Regions from separate parts of the Homo sapiens genome. Here regions 1, 2, 3 and 4 are each linked to region 5. A link is a contact called in ENCODE Hi-C or POLR2A ChIA-PET data. All regions are on one chromosome and are shown on one strand. The core of a region is the stretch at or near the end of the contact, and the rest is flanking DNA. Distances in the headings are between cores, read along the strand shown.

What was found. A loop is a pair of places that touch in the nucleus more often than their neighbours do. ChIA-PET counts read pairs that join two places held with the same protein, here RNA polymerase II (POLR2A). Pooled maps may share reads with other maps.
Region 1: a pooled map shows a loop between it and region 5 (12-fold over the local background). The contact joins the promoter of ZNF701 here to the promoter of ZNF816 in region 5. A Hi-C loop is called at or near these places in 4 of 37 single-sample maps with no recorded cell type and 13 of 50 pooled maps. POLR2A ChIA-PET finds 5 or more read pairs at or near these places in 1 of 52 experiments (WTC11).
Region 2: a loop to region 5 is called in a map of naive thymus-derived CD4-positive, alpha-beta T cell, with 3 times the contacts of the local background. The contact joins the promoter of ZNF845 here to the promoter of ZNF816 in region 5. A Hi-C loop is called at or near these places in 4 of 168 maps with a recorded cell type or tissue (HAP-1, KBM-7, heart left ventricle and 1 more), 8 of 37 single-sample maps with no recorded cell type and 14 of 50 pooled maps. POLR2A ChIA-PET finds 5 or more read pairs at or near these places in 2 of 52 experiments (HEK293T and activated B cell).
Region 3: a loop to region 5 is called in a pooled map, with 6 times the contacts of the local background. The contact joins the promoter of ZNF677 here to the promoter of ZNF816 in region 5. A Hi-C loop is called at or near these places in 6 of 50 pooled maps.
Region 4: a map of B cell shows a loop between it and region 5 (30-fold over the local background). The contact joins the promoter of ZNF83 here to the promoter of ZNF816 in region 5. A Hi-C loop is called at or near these places in 4 of 168 maps with a recorded cell type or tissue (B cell, CD14-positive monocyte, CD4-positive, alpha-beta memory T cell and 1 more), 8 of 37 single-sample maps with no recorded cell type and 16 of 50 pooled maps. POLR2A ChIA-PET finds 5 or more read pairs at or near these places in 1 of 52 experiments (Caco-2).

The regions. Positions count from the first base shown.
Region 1 is chr19:52,568,874-52,571,573 of GRCh38, reverse strand. ZNF701 (zinc finger protein 701) reads right to left here and starts at 1,287. Exons shown (of 4, transcript NM_018260.3): 1 at 1,244-1,287. RefSeq lists enhancers at 250-858, 1,019-1,268, 2,078-2,687.
Region 2 is chr19:53,332,499-53,335,264 of GRCh38, reverse strand. ZNF845 (zinc finger protein 845) reads right to left here and starts at 1,516. Exons shown (of 4, transcript NM_138374.3): 1 at 1,473-1,516. RefSeq lists enhancers at 1,028-1,117, 1,388-1,437, 1,536-2,400 and a silencer at 1,508-1,727.
Region 3 is chr19:53,253,432-53,256,131 of GRCh38, reverse strand. ZNF677 (zinc finger protein 677) reads left to right here and starts at 1,259. Exons shown (of 5, transcript NM_182609.4): 1 at 1,259-1,298.
Region 4 is chr19:52,636,969-52,639,668 of GRCh38, reverse strand. ZNF83 (zinc finger protein 83) reads left to right here and starts at 1,314. Exons shown (of 3, transcript NM_018300.4): 1 at 1,314-1,357. It also overlaps the pseudogene LOC124904757. RefSeq lists a silencer at 1,067-1,266 and enhancers at 1,477-1,596, 1,350-1,867, 1,868-2,386.
Region 5 is chr19:52,961,609-52,964,411 of GRCh38, reverse strand. It overlaps ZNF816 (zinc finger protein 816), which reads left to right and starts at 1,531. Exons shown (of 4, transcript NM_001202457.3): 1 at 1,531-1,685. It overlaps ZNF816-ZNF321P (ZNF816-ZNF321P readthrough), which reads left to right and starts at 1,531. Exons shown (of 4, transcript NM_001202473.2): 1 at 1,531-1,695. RefSeq lists a silencer at 1,304-1,503 and an enhancer at 1,564-1,813.

The DNA.
Region 1 (2,700 bases), core at 38-2,537, 390 kb after region 5:
AGCCTGGCCAACATGGTGAAACCCCGTCTCTACTAAAAATACAAAAATTACCTGGGCTCCATCCTCACGTCTTATTTAATCTCTTGTTGCTCCTTCTCCCCAATTCTTCGATCGTCCTCAATCTCCATATATTTCCGCCTCTTATCCCATCTCTGCATCTCTGCCGCTCTCCCTGTTAAATTCTCTCTTCTCTGTTTTACCCCCCGTCCCCACTCTCTAGCACCCCAGATCCCCAGGCGTCCTCCCTGCTGTGGTTCTCCCTCTGTTCTCCTTGCCACCAGCACCACTCTGCTCTGTCTGCCCTGGCTCCAAATTCCTCCTCTCTCTCTCTCTCTCTCTCACTCTGATGAGCCTCCCTCTTTGCTGCCCCTCTCTACCTTGCTGTCTGTCCTTCATCTCTCTGTACATCTAGCTTTTCTCTACATTTCTCCAGTTGCTTTTCTCCTCCTGCTTTCTTATCTTTTTTTTTTCACTTTTGCTGTCTCTTGGCAAATCCCTCACCCATCCTCTACTTTGCCATCTGTTATGGGTCTTTCTCATTCTTCTTTTCTCTGTCTCAGGTTTTCTACTACTCTCTGTCTCCTGATCTCTTTAGCCCACACAATCACAGGAGGGTTTGAAGTAAGACGCCTGCATCCCAGAGAGGCTCATTTTTCAGGGGTTGGAGCTAGGCAGGCAAGAACACACCGTGTCACAGGACTGGCCCCTGGCACCTCCCCAACGCTGGCTCAAGGAAAGTGGTGACTGCTAAGGGGAGACTTGGGGTGCAGCAAGGCCCAGCATGAGGCGGGAGGTGGGGTGCGACGACGCCTTCGGTGGGGTCCACAAGATCCCAGCACCAGGCAGAGAACTCGGCCTCCCTGAGACTGGGATCGCGACGTTTGCGCTTCAGGCGCCTAAAGGTTGAGACTGGGAGGCGCCCAGGCGGAAATACACATCTCGGGTGAGGACTTTGAAAAGCGCGGGGAGGGAGGAGTTAAAAAACGGTTTTGAGCACAGAAACTACGCGATAGGAAGTGTATACAGCGCCCTGTAGCAGAAAGACTGGAGACGGGAACAGCCTCAGGGCGACTTTAAACACAAAAGGAAGCGACTTCCGGATTCCCAGGGGAACGTCTGCATTTGCTCTGGTTGAAGGAAGATGGGCGAGAATTTACAGGTCTGTGGTGACCCCACGTCCCAGGTACGGAAGTGCCGGGGATATGGGGAGTGCAGACTTAATACAACACAGAGCAAAACTCACCGCCGCGGTGCGACCTTCACTCCACGGGATCCGCTTCCTGGTCTGCGCGGATGTGTGCGCACAGGACTAAAGCCAGGCCTGGGTGGAGCCAACGAGAAGGTGGGCGGGGCCTGATCGAGGTAGAGGCGGGGCCCCAGGCGGAGAGACCTTGCCCTTTAGAACCGGCAGAGGGCGGGGCCGGGGCGGGACCTGTGCGTCTCTCAGCCTCGCTCCCAGCGACTCTATTTTTCGGGCTTTGGAGGCGAGAGCGGTCAGGAAGGCTGAAGCACGATTCGAAAGCCCTGGAATTGTCTGGAACGGGGATGCAAACAAGAATGTAAAATGCAAAGCCCTGCCTGGGCGGAACGTACAATTTCATGCTGACGGCCCACAGAACAGAACAGAAATCCTCTCCCTTTCTATTCTCCATTCACTCAGGAGGGAGAGTCCACCCTGTGCTCAGCTTCAGAGACTTCCCTAGGGCCTCCGCCTGGGATGCGCGACGGAGTGTTCAGGCCAGGGAGGAGTGAAGTCACCACCTACTGCTTAAACATAGCAGGAATGCGGCCAGGTGGGCGGGAGCCTGAGGGCCAGAGGCGGGAGGATCACTGAGCCTGGGGGTCCAGGCCAGCCTGGGCGACAAAGTAACACACCCTCCCGCAGGGCTCCCCTCATCGTCTCTTTTAATTTTTAAAATAAAATTTTGATTGTGTGAGATAGGGATACAACATTATTCTTTTCCATGTGGATATCCAGTTAATTGTCCCAGCACATTTGTGGAAGAGATCTATTACTTTCTTTTTTTTCTTTTCTTTTTTTTTTTAAGACGGAGTATTTCTCTGTCGCTCAGGCTGGAGTGCAGTGGTGACATCTCGGCTCACTGCAGCCTCTGCCTCCTGGGTTGAAGCGATTCTCCTGCCTCAGCCTCCGGAATAGCTGGCATTACAGGCACAGGCCACCATGCCCGGCTAATTTTTGTATTTTGGGTAGAGACGGGGTTTCACCATGTTGGCCAGGCTGGTCTCGAACTCCTGACTTCAAGTGATCCGCCTGCCTCGGCCTCCTGAAATGCTGGGATTACAGGCGTGAACCACTGTGCCTGGCCCAAGAAATACTCTTCACTTCGCTCTTAAATGTTGAGAAAATACAATTGAAAACTAAAAAAATCTTCCCCTAAATGAGAAATCATCTTCACGACGATAACAGAGAAAGAAATAAAAACTATTTTATTAATAAATAGGCCTTAGACCAGCATGTGATGGGAAATAGAGGACAGTTGAGAGGTTGAAAAGAGAGAAAGAAACTTCACTGTTCTATACAACCCAAATACATGTTTTCAAGATAAACACTGATCAGTCCTCAGGGAAGAGGACTTGACAACACCCTTGGTCACACATAATTCATCCTGGCTCTACTTGGTAATGGAGGTGACCATCTGTGTCAGCTAACTAGCATCATCCTGAGGGAGGGGGAGAAAC
Region 2 (2,766 bases), core at 267-2,766, 370 kb before region 5:
TTAATTAAATTAAAATTATTACATAATAACAGAAAGTGATTTTTTTCTCCCACTTCACTGCCCCATTTCCTACCTCACCATGGGAAGAGGGAAGAGAGGCTCTCACAATTGAATTAAGTCACTACCCTCTGGCTGAATAGGGATTCCAAGTGGAAGCTGACCTCTAATGCCAAGATTTACAGAATGTATGTGTCTTATAGATAGGAATTTTAAAATTCTCAATATCATCTGTATAATTTAAACAAGTTCTAAGTTATTAGATTATATAAACAGAAGTCAACATATCACAACTAATCATATCCAATGAACTCACCCACTCATCTGAACCCAAAGTCCCCCACCCCTTTTAATCTTTTGAGACAGGCTCTGCTCTGTTGACCAGGCTGGAGTGCAGTGGCATGATCTCTGCTCACTGCAGCCTGGACCTCCTGGGCTCAAGTGATCCTCCTGCCTCAGCCTCCAGAGCAGCTGGGATTACAGGTGTGCACCATCACGCCCAGTTAAATTTTTTTTTTTTTTGACAGAGATGGGGGGGGGGGTCTCACTATTTTGCCCAGGCCGGTCTTGAACTCCTGGACTCAAGCAATCCCTCTGCCCCAGTCTCCTAAAGTGCTAGGATTACAGGCGTGAGCCACTGCGCCCAGCCCCCCTTTCTTCATTACTGTGCTTCCCTCCCTAATTCTGTACATATCTCTCATTCTCCCCTTCTCTCTCTAGCTCTTGTTTTCTTTTTCCCTGGGATCTGCTCCTCCTGCTGTTTTTTGTTTTGTTTTGTTTTTTTCATTTTTGCTCTCTCTTGGCAAATCCCTCACTCATCCTCTACTTTGCCATCTGTTATGGTCTTTCTCATTCTTCTTTTCTCTGTCTCAGGTTTTCTACTGCTCTCTCTCTCAGTCTCCTGATCCCTTTGGCCAACACAATCACAGGAGGGCTTTGGAGTAAGACGCCTGCATCCCGGAGGAGCGCATTTTCCAGGGGCTGGTGCAGGGCAGGCAAGAACACCCGGTGTCATAGGACAGCCCCGGGCACCTCCCCAACGCGGGCTCAGGGTAAGCGGTGACTGCGGTGGGGAGACCTGGGGAGCATAAGGGCCTGGAACGAGGAGGGAGGTGGGGGGCGACGGCGCCTTAAGACAAGACTGGGAGGCGCCAAGGGCGGGAATCCGCCTCGCGGTAAGGACTTTAAAAAGTGCGGGTCGGGAGGAGTCAGAAAAAGGTTTTGAGCAGGGAAACTACGCGATGGGAAGTGTATACATTGCCCTATAGCAGAAAGATTCGGGAAGGGACCATCCTCAGGGCGACTTTAAACCCAAAAGGAAGCGACCCCTGGACTCTGACGAGGACGTCTAAATTTGCTCTAGGTGAAGGAACACGGGTGAGAATTTCCAGGTCTATGGGGACCCCACGTCCCAGGTACAGAAGCGCCGGGGACTTGGGAAGCGCAGACTTAACACAACACAGAGCAAAACTCACCGCTGCGGTGGGACCATCACTCCATGCGATCCGCTTCCGGGTTTGCGCGAATCTGCGCGCGCAGGACAGAAGCCAGGCCTGGGCGGGACCCGCGGGGAGGTAGGCGGGGCCTGAGCGAGGTAGGGGCGGGGCGCGAAGCGGAGAGACCTTCCCCTTTAGAATTGGCAGAAGGCGGGGCCGGGGTGGGACCCGTGCGTCTCTCAACCTCGCTCCCAGCGCCTCTTGTTTTCGAGCTTTGGAGGCGAGACCGGACAGGAAGGCTGAGGCATGATTCAAAAGCCCTGGAATTGTCTGAAACGGGGATGCAAACTAGAATGTGAAATGCAAAGCCCTGCCTGGGTGGAACATACGATTTCATGCTGACGGCCCACAGAACAGAATAGAAATCCTCTCCCTTTCTATTCTCCATTCACTGGGAAAGGAGAGTCCACCCTGTCCTCAGCTTCAGAGATTTCCCTAGGGCCTCCCCCTGGGATGCGGGACGGAGTGCTCAGGCCAGGGAGGAGTGAGGTCACCACCTACTGCTTAAACACAGCAGAGATGCGGGCGCGGGGCGAAAGCCTGAGGTCCCAGCTACTCAGGAAGCAGTGGCAGGAGGATCGCTGAGCCGGGGGGGGGGTCCAAGTTAGCCTGGGCGACAAAGTAACACCTCCTCCGGCAGCGCTCCCTTCCTCGTCTCTCTCTCTCTCCTTTTTTAAAATTTCTTTAAATAAAATTTTTGATTTTGTGAGTTAGGGATCCAACATTATTCATTTTCACGTGGATATCCAGTTAGTTGTCCCAGCACATTTGTGGAAGAGATCTATTACTTTCATTTTTATATTTAGATTTTTCTTTTCTTTTCTTTTCTTTTTTGAGACAGAGTATTTCTCTGTCACCCAGGCTGGAGTGCAGTGGCGAGATCTCGGCTCACTGCAACCTTCACCTCCCGGGTTAAAGTAGTTCTCTTGCCTCAGCCTGCCAACTAGCTGGGATTACAGACGCGCGCCACCAAGCCTGGCTAATAGTTTTGTATTTTTAGTAGAGACTGGGTTTCACAACGTTGGCCAGGCTGGATTCGAACTCCTGACGTCAAGTGATCCACCTGCTTCGGACTCCCAAAGTGTTGGGATTACAGGCGTTAGCCACCGCGTCTGGCCAGGAAAACTCTTAGAAGTTGCGCCTGCATACCACTGGACTCAGCTTGCATGACCACATTCCTTTCAAGGCTCAGAATTATTTAAAGATCCATACATTTACATTGGAATTATTTGATGTTTGAAATATTTAATTTCCTACCGAGATACGGGTACTG
Region 3 (2,700 bases), core at 10-2,509, 290 kb before region 5:
GAGAATTGCCAAGCACATATTATGTTAAAAATACTCTTCCAAATAACTGAGAATAAAGACTTTACAGACTAAAGGCCAGGAGCGGTGGCTCACGCCTATAACCCCAGCACTTCATGAGGCCCAGGTGGGCGGATCACATGAGCTCAGGGGTCCCAGACCAACCTGGCTAACGTGGTGAAACCCCGTCTCTACTAAAAATGCAAAAATTAGCCAGGCATGGTGGCACACGCCTGTAGTCCCAGGTACTCGGGAGGCTGAGGCAGGAAAATCGCTTGACCCAGGAGGCGTAGGTTGCCGTGAGCCGAGATCGCGCCATTACAATCCAGCCTGGGAAACAGAGACTCCATCTCAAAATAATAATAAAAATAATAATAACGATAGTATATTAGTAATTAATAACTTAGACAAAACACAACATACCAACTCCAATAAATCCAGCACTTGGATTTGTAATTTATCTCAAGAAATGTGCATTAGGATAATAAAGGAAAATAAATTTAGATCGATACAAGCAGAACTTTGCGTTCTTTTAAAGCCAAGCCTCAGCCTTCCACCCCCCACCGCCCAGGGTCTGACCCCATAAATTCTCTGGAACTCAGCCCATGGTGCATCTCTGCCTCCTGGGTGACTGGGGAGCGGAAATAAAAATTACGTTCCAGTGAAAGTCAATATAAAATTGTACACTCCGCACAGGCACAAAAATGCATCTCATTCCAGTTTCCATCACCTACGCAGACAACTCCAGCTTTCGCTTAATTAAATACAAATTTTAATCGTCCGGATTTCAGAAGTTCCTGGATCCAAGAGCTTCCTTATACCGTCGCCCTCTCCCATCCACCAGGTCCCAGCGCTCCTCCCGCCTCGTCGCAGGACGCGCCTCCATCGCTCGCAGAAACGTTTTCAAGCAAACCTTTCCCATCTTAAGCTCCGATTCCAATATAAGGGGCCCACAGGTCTCTAATTTTTTACTTAGCTAGGCTCCAAAGGACACCATAGAGATTCAAGGGAATCCAAAAGTGAAGAATCGAGTACTGCTGGGCGACAAACAGGCCTAAAAAAGTCGCTGGGACGCGCCGAGGAGAGGTCCGGCAGTCCGACCCCTAGGCCCCGCCCATCCCGCCATTGTCCCCGCCCATCCCGCCATTGTCCCCGCCCATCCCCGCCATTTGCCCGCCCATCCCCACAGTTGTCCGCGCCCTGCCCCTGCCCTTGCCCCTTGCGCCGCCCCAGTGCACTCGCGTACGCGCAGGTTCCTGCCGACCCGGAAGCGGATCTCGCGGGGCTACTGGCGCTCTCGGGTGAGTCTCCGTCTTTCGGGTTCAAGCCTGCGCCTCGCGGGCCACAGGTTCCCACGCTCCGCTGTCGGGTTTTGGGGTCGCCCTGTAGGTTAAAACCCCGAACCTGCTCATTCCTCTCGCGGCGTGGCCCTAAGACGTTCCCAGTCCCGTCGCTCCGAGAGGGTCTAGAGATCTGCGTCCATTTCGGATTAAAATCGTTCTGAAGTGGGTACTGGCCCCGACCTTTTTGCTTTAGGTCAGTGTGGACACCGACCGCCCACCGCGTCGTTTCTCTGCTTAAAACTCTTCTCTGACTCCCTCTTCCCTCCCCCTGGTAAAGCCCTCACTCGGGGTGGATACACACCCTTCGCCCTTCTCCAGGGAGAACAGAGGGGAAGCAGAAATGGAGGATAAAGAGGGAGAAATGCGCGAAATTAGAGAGCCATCAGAAACAATAGCAGGGACTGAAAAAAAGGATGCTACCAGGATGGGGCCAAACACTCTGTCAGAGAAGGAGAGGAAGGGAAGCCAAATGAGCAGAAAGGGACAGGAAAACGCCGAAATGGGAAAAAGAAAAGGAAAGAAACAGAAGGTGGAAGAGAAACATTTATAGAGAGGGGGAAAAAAATCACATAATGGTGGAGAAAGGGGGGGGCACCCAAATCCATGTGAGTGTGGATTGATTTAATATGGAACATTAAGTTGTGAAGTACTGATGTATGGCTCTATAATTAATTTAAAATTTGCTTCATTGTTTGTGCAGAAGAGCATGAAAATTGCAAAACTACGGTGTGAGGCTTCTGCGTTTTCTAATTATTACATCAGAAGCAACCCTTATTCAGCCAGAGGGTTAACTGACTTAGCTCAGTTAATTCCAGCTCACCCTCTTCCCTTTCTCTGATCTTGAGGAGAGTCAAGAAATGGGAAGAAACTGTGACACCGTATGCTGCTTTTGCAAACAGACATTAACAATATTATTCCCTCCTTTTTTGTGTGTGGCTTGTGTCATTTTCTAAATTTGACGTGTATTCAACTTGTCTTAAATGTAATTCCATAATTTATTGGATTTAAAAAAAATTTTCAAAGTATTTTCTCTTAAATGTATTGTTCAGCTTATGAGGTTTAAATGCTTTCTTTTGCTTTCTTTTATTTATTTATTTATTTTTTTGAGACGGAGTCTCACTCTGTCACCCAGGCTGGAGTGCAGTGGCTTGATCTCGGCTCACTGCAACCTCCGCCTCCAGGGTTCAAGCGATTCTCCTGCCTTAGCCTCCCGAGTGGCTGGGATTAAAGGCATGCGCCACCATGCCCGGTGAATTTGTATTTTTAGCAGAGACGGGATTTTCACCTTGTTAGCCAGGCTGGTCTCGAACTCCTGACCTCAGGTGATCTGTCTCCGCCTCTCAAAGCACTGGGATTACAG
Region 4 (2,700 bases), core at 65-2,564, 320 kb after region 5:
AGGCAGTCAGATCACTTGAAGTCAGAAGTTCGAGACCAGCCTAGCCAATATAGTGAAACCTCGTTTGTATCGAAAATACAAAAATTAGCCGGGCATGGTTGTGCGCGTCTGTAATGTCAACTACTCCGGAGGCTGAGACAGGAAAATCGGTTCAACCCAGGAGGCAGAGGCTGCAGTGAGCCCAGATCTCGCCACCGCATTCCAGCCTGGCCAAAAAAGAAAACTCTGCCTCAAAAAAAAAAAAAAAAAAAAATAGAAAAAACTAAATATATAAAAGAAAATAAGCCGGGCGCGGTGGCTCACACCTGTAATCCCAGCACTTTGGGAGGCCGAGGCGGGCGGATTACTTGAGGTCGGAAATTTGAGACCAACCTGACCAACATGGAGAAATCCCATCTCTACTAAAAATACAAAATTAGCAGGGCATGGTGGCACATCCCTGTGATCCCAGCTACTTGGGAGATAGAGGCATGAGAATCGATTGAACCTGGGAGACAGAGATCGCGCCATTGCACTCCAGCCTGGTCAACTAGAGCAAAACTCCATCTCAAGAAACAAAAAAAGAAACTGATAGATCTCTTACACAAATACGCTGGGACAACTAACTGGATATCCACGTGGAAAAGAATAATGTTGGATCCCTATGTAACATCATCAAAAATTTTATTATAAAAAAGAAAAGAGAGAGAGAGACGAGGAAGGGAGCCCTGCGGGAGGGGGTGTTACTTTGTCGCCCAGGCTGGCCTGAACTCCCAGGCTCGGCGATCCTCCCGCCGCTGCTTCCTGAATAGCTGGGACCTCAGGCTCCCACTCCCGCGCCCATATCCCAGCTGTGTTTAAGCCGCAGGTGGTGACCTCACCCATCCTTGGCCTGAGCACTCCATCCTGCATCTCAGGCAGTGGCCTGAGTCTCTAAAGCTGAGCACAGCGTGGACTCTCTCCCAAGTGAATGGAGAATAGAAAGGGAGAGGATTTCTATTCGGTTCTGTGGGCTATCAGCATGAAATTGTACCTTCCGCCCAGGCAGGGCTTTGCATTTCACATTCTAGTTTGCATCCCCGTTCCAGATAATTCCAGGGCTTTTGAATCATGCCTCAGCCTTCCTGGCCGGTCTCGCCTCCAAAACCCGAAAAATGCCTCTGCGCTGGGAACGATGCTGAGAGACTCACAGGTCCCGCCCTGGCCCCGCCCACTGCTGGTTCTAAAGGGGAAAGTCTCTCGGCTTCCCACCCCGCCCCTACCTCATCCAGGCCCCGCCCACCTCGCGGGCCCCGCCCAGACCTGGCTTCTGTACTGCGCGCGCACATGCGCGCAAACCCGGAAGCGGATTATGTGGAGTGAAAGTTACACCGTGGCGGTGAGTTTCGCTCTTCTATTAAGTCTGCGCTTACCAGGTCCCCGGCGCTGCTGTACCTGAGACGTGGGGTCCCCACAGACCTGGAAATTCTCTCCCTTCTTCCTTCACCCAGGACAAATTGAGACGTCCCCATGAGAGTCCGGATATCGCTTCCTTTTGGGTTTAAAGTCGCCCTGAGGCTGGGCTGTCCCCGGTCTTTCTGCTGTAGGGCGATGTATACACTTCCTGTCGCGTAGTTTTCCTGCTCAAAACTGTTTTCTGACTCCTCCCGCCCCTCGCTTTTTAAAGTCCTCACCCGAGAGCTGGATTCCCGCCCTGGGCGCCTCCCACCCTCGCCTTCGTAGGCCACTGGAGCGCAGCGCCAGGGCCCCAGTCCCAGGGAGGCCGCGTACTTTGCCTGGTCCTGGAATCCTGCAGACCCCAACCTTGTCTTAAGGCGCCGTCTCCCCCCCACCTCCCTCCTCGTGGCGGGCCCTGCTGCTCCACAGGTCTCTCCTCCACAGTCACCTCTTCCCCTGAACCCGCGTTGGGGAGGTACCCGGGGCCTGTCCTGTGACACGGGGTGTTCTTGCCTGCCCAGCTCCAGCCCCCGGAAAACGAGCTCCTCCGGGATGCAGGCGTCTTATCCAAACCCTCCTGTGATTGTGTCGGCCAAAGGCATTGGGAGACAGAGCAGTAGAAAAGCTGAGACAGAGAAAAGAATGAGAAAGACCCATAACAGAGGGCAAAGTAGAGGGTGGGTGATGGATTTGTCAAGAGACAGCAAAAGTGAAAAGAAAAAAAAAGAAAGCAGGAGGAGAAAAGTAACTGGAGAAACGTAGAGAAACCTAGATGTACAGAGAGATGAAGGACAGCAAGGTAGGGAGAGGGGCAGCAAAGAGGGAATCTCATCAGAGTGAGGGAGAGGAGGAGGGATTTGGAGCCAGGGCAGACAGAGCAGAGTGGTGCTGGTGGCAAGGAGAACAGAGGGAGAACCACAGCAGGGAGGACACCTGGGGATCTGTGGTTCCACATATTGGGGACAGGGGGTATAACAGGGAAGACGGAATTTAACAGGGAGAGCAGAGGATGCACAGAGATGGGAGAAGAGGCGGAAATATATCAAGATTGAGGACGATAGAACGATTGGGGAGAAGGAACAGCAAGAAGTTAGGTAAGTTGCGAGGATGGAGCAGAAGAGGTGGAAGAGAAGGAATAGAGGGAAGAAGGGGATAAACAGCAGGAGAGGAGAGGGGTACAAAATGAGGAGCAGAATGCCAGGTAAAAAGAAAAGAAAACAAGAGCTAGAGAGAGAAGGGGAGAATGAGAGATATGTACACAATTAGGGAGGGAAGCACAGTAAT
Region 5 (2,803 bases), core at 282-2,781:
ATCTAAAGGGTCTGGGGAGTCATGCCCTACAAACCATAAATACTCATCAGATGGGTTTTATTTAGTCCTATATATCCTGTCTTACTTTCCAGTCTGACTCTGGAATAACGTGACAAAGAAGAAAGTCAAAATATTTTACCCCAAAACATGTTTCTGTGCCATATTTTGAAATGGTCCTGCAAAGCTGTTCTTTGTGAGGGGTACATGTGCATTTGTAAAGAATCTCTGTTAACATAGCTAGATCTTTTTCTTCTAGGCCCTACCAATCCTGAAGAGATTAAGTAAGAATCTCGCACTGTTTAAAGGTCTGAATAGAAAACACTTATCATCTATTATCTCTAAGGGCAGCCAATAGAAGACTTGAAAACAACATTGGTCTCCACAATCTTTTACCTTAACGTGAACATTTCCTCTCCGTTGATCCCAGGTATTTAGACAAACTCAACCAATTGTCAATCAGAAAATGTTTCAATTTACCTGTAGCCCAGAAGTCCCCGCTTTGAGTTGCCCCTCCTTTCTGAACCAAAGCAGCGTATTTCTTAAATGTATTTGATTGATGTCTAATGCCTCCCTAAAATGTCTAAGAACAAGCTGTTCCCCATCACCTTGGACACATGTTCTCAGGACCTCCTGAGGGTCATTCATATTTAGCTTAGAATAAATCTCTTAAGATATTTTACAGTTTGATTCTTTTCCACGACAAAAATAACTCATTTTAAGTGCAGCATGAAATAATAAACGTAAGAAACAACTGGGCAACTTATATGCACTGTTACAATGTCAGTGCTTTTTTTAAATCACTTTTTTGTTTATTGAGACGGAGGAGGGAGCTCTGGGATAGAGGGTCTTACTTTGTCGCCCAGGCTGGCCTGGAACTCCAGGCTCAGCGATCCTCTCGCCCCTGCTTCCTGAGTAGCGGGGACCCCAGACTCCTGCCACCCCGCCCGCATCCCTGCTGTGTTTAAGCACACTCCTCTGCTCCGCACCCCAGACGGTGGCCCTAGGGAAGTCTCAGGAGCTGAGCACAGTGTGGACTCTCCCACTCCAGTGAATGGAGAATTGAAAGGGAGAGGATTTCTATTCTGTTCTGTGGACCGTCAGCATGAAATTGTACCTTTCGCTCAGGCAAGGCTTTGCATTTCGCATTCTAGTTTGCATTCCTGCCGTAGACAACTTCCAGGCTTTGGAATTAAATTGCTAAAATAAATTTCAATAGCAAGGAACTTTCCCGGATCCAATTACCGCCACACGGCGACTTCTCAGGGAGGTACTATTTCCCTGACTGCTGAGCTGCTCCAGCCTCACTGGCGGGTTTCACCTCTAAAACCTTGAAAACAGAGGCGCGGAGAGCGAGATGGAGAAAAGCTCAGGCCCCGCCCCTTTCCCGCCCCCGCGGACTCCTCCCAGCCCAAGACTCTTCTCTTCCGCGCCGGGCCCCTTGTCCTTTGCACCCCGCCCCGGCCTCGCCCAGGCCCCGCCCACCTCTCGGGGATCTGGCCCAGGTCCCGCTTCTGTCCTGCGCCGATTGGCACAGACCCGGAAGCGGATGGCGTGGACTGAAAGTTGCACGGCGGCGTGTGCGTTTCCTAGTTGTCTGGTGCTGCTATATAGGGGACGTGGGGTCCCCACAGACCTGCAGGTTCCGGCCCCTCTTTTCTCAACCCAGAGCAAATTGAAACGTCCGGGTGAGAGTCCGTGAGTCGCTTCCTTTTGAGTTTAAAGTTGCCCTGAGGCTGGTCCCGTCCCCGGTCTTTCTGCAGTGGGGCCGTGCAGACACCTCCTGTCGCGAAACTTTCCTTAGCAAAACCCTTTCTGACGCGTCCTCCCGCCTCGCGCTGTTTCAAGTCCTCACCCGGAGCTGGATTCTTGCCCTGGGCAAGAGCGCTTCCCAGCCTCGCTCTAGTCGGCCCCTGGAGCGCAGCGTTGCAGCCCCGCAGCCCCAGGGTGGCCGGTGCTTTGTGGCCACTCCTGGGCTCTTTCCCTTTCCATCTGAGACGTGGTGGAAGTGGGAGGGCTACAGGGAGAGTACCCTTTGATCCTTTGTTACTACGGGTGGGGAGATGGGGTTATTCCTTTTGGTCTAGTTTTGCAAAGTTCACATTAATTGGCCTTAGATTCCCAGAGCCAGGACCCAGATTTTCACTTTTCTTCTTTGTTGTTGGAGATGGGTCTCTGTGCCTACAGACTAGTATAGCCTGTGCCTGGACTAGTATAGTATAGTATAGTCTCTGTGCCTGGACTAGTATAGTCCAGCGGGGGCCGTCCAGTCTCAATGAAATTCTGGATGAGCCTAGGCAGTCTGTAATTTAGAAAATTTACGTAATGAGTTCTTTTCAGTGTGGTTTAAGCCTCACCAAGTGACTGTCCTTGTTGTGCTGTTGTATACAACTTCTGTCCTAGACAATTGAGCTTTCTTACGGGGTTGCTGAAGTTTTTTCTTTCCTTAGCTACATAGTATTGTCTAATAACTGAGGTTTTTAGGACCTAGAAGTTGCTAGTTTGGGCCTTCTGAGCTGGAATTGTGTGAGGAACTGGATCAGTGGGCACCAACTCTCGGGCTTCCTGAGGCCATCGGTCTCCAACAGTAGTTCCTCCGCGTACATAACAAGAAGCAACATTGAGGGAATGAGCTACATTTTCCGTTAACTGGAGAAACAAGTTCCTTGTCTTTTTTGGAAGCTCTGGTGCTGGCAGATTTAGCTCATTATAAAAGGCTTGAAACACTGGTTTGGGAAAGGGCCTGGGGACCTCCCCTCGGACTAAAATGGCAACTTGGGGGGTTACCCTTGTCCTATTGACCGTC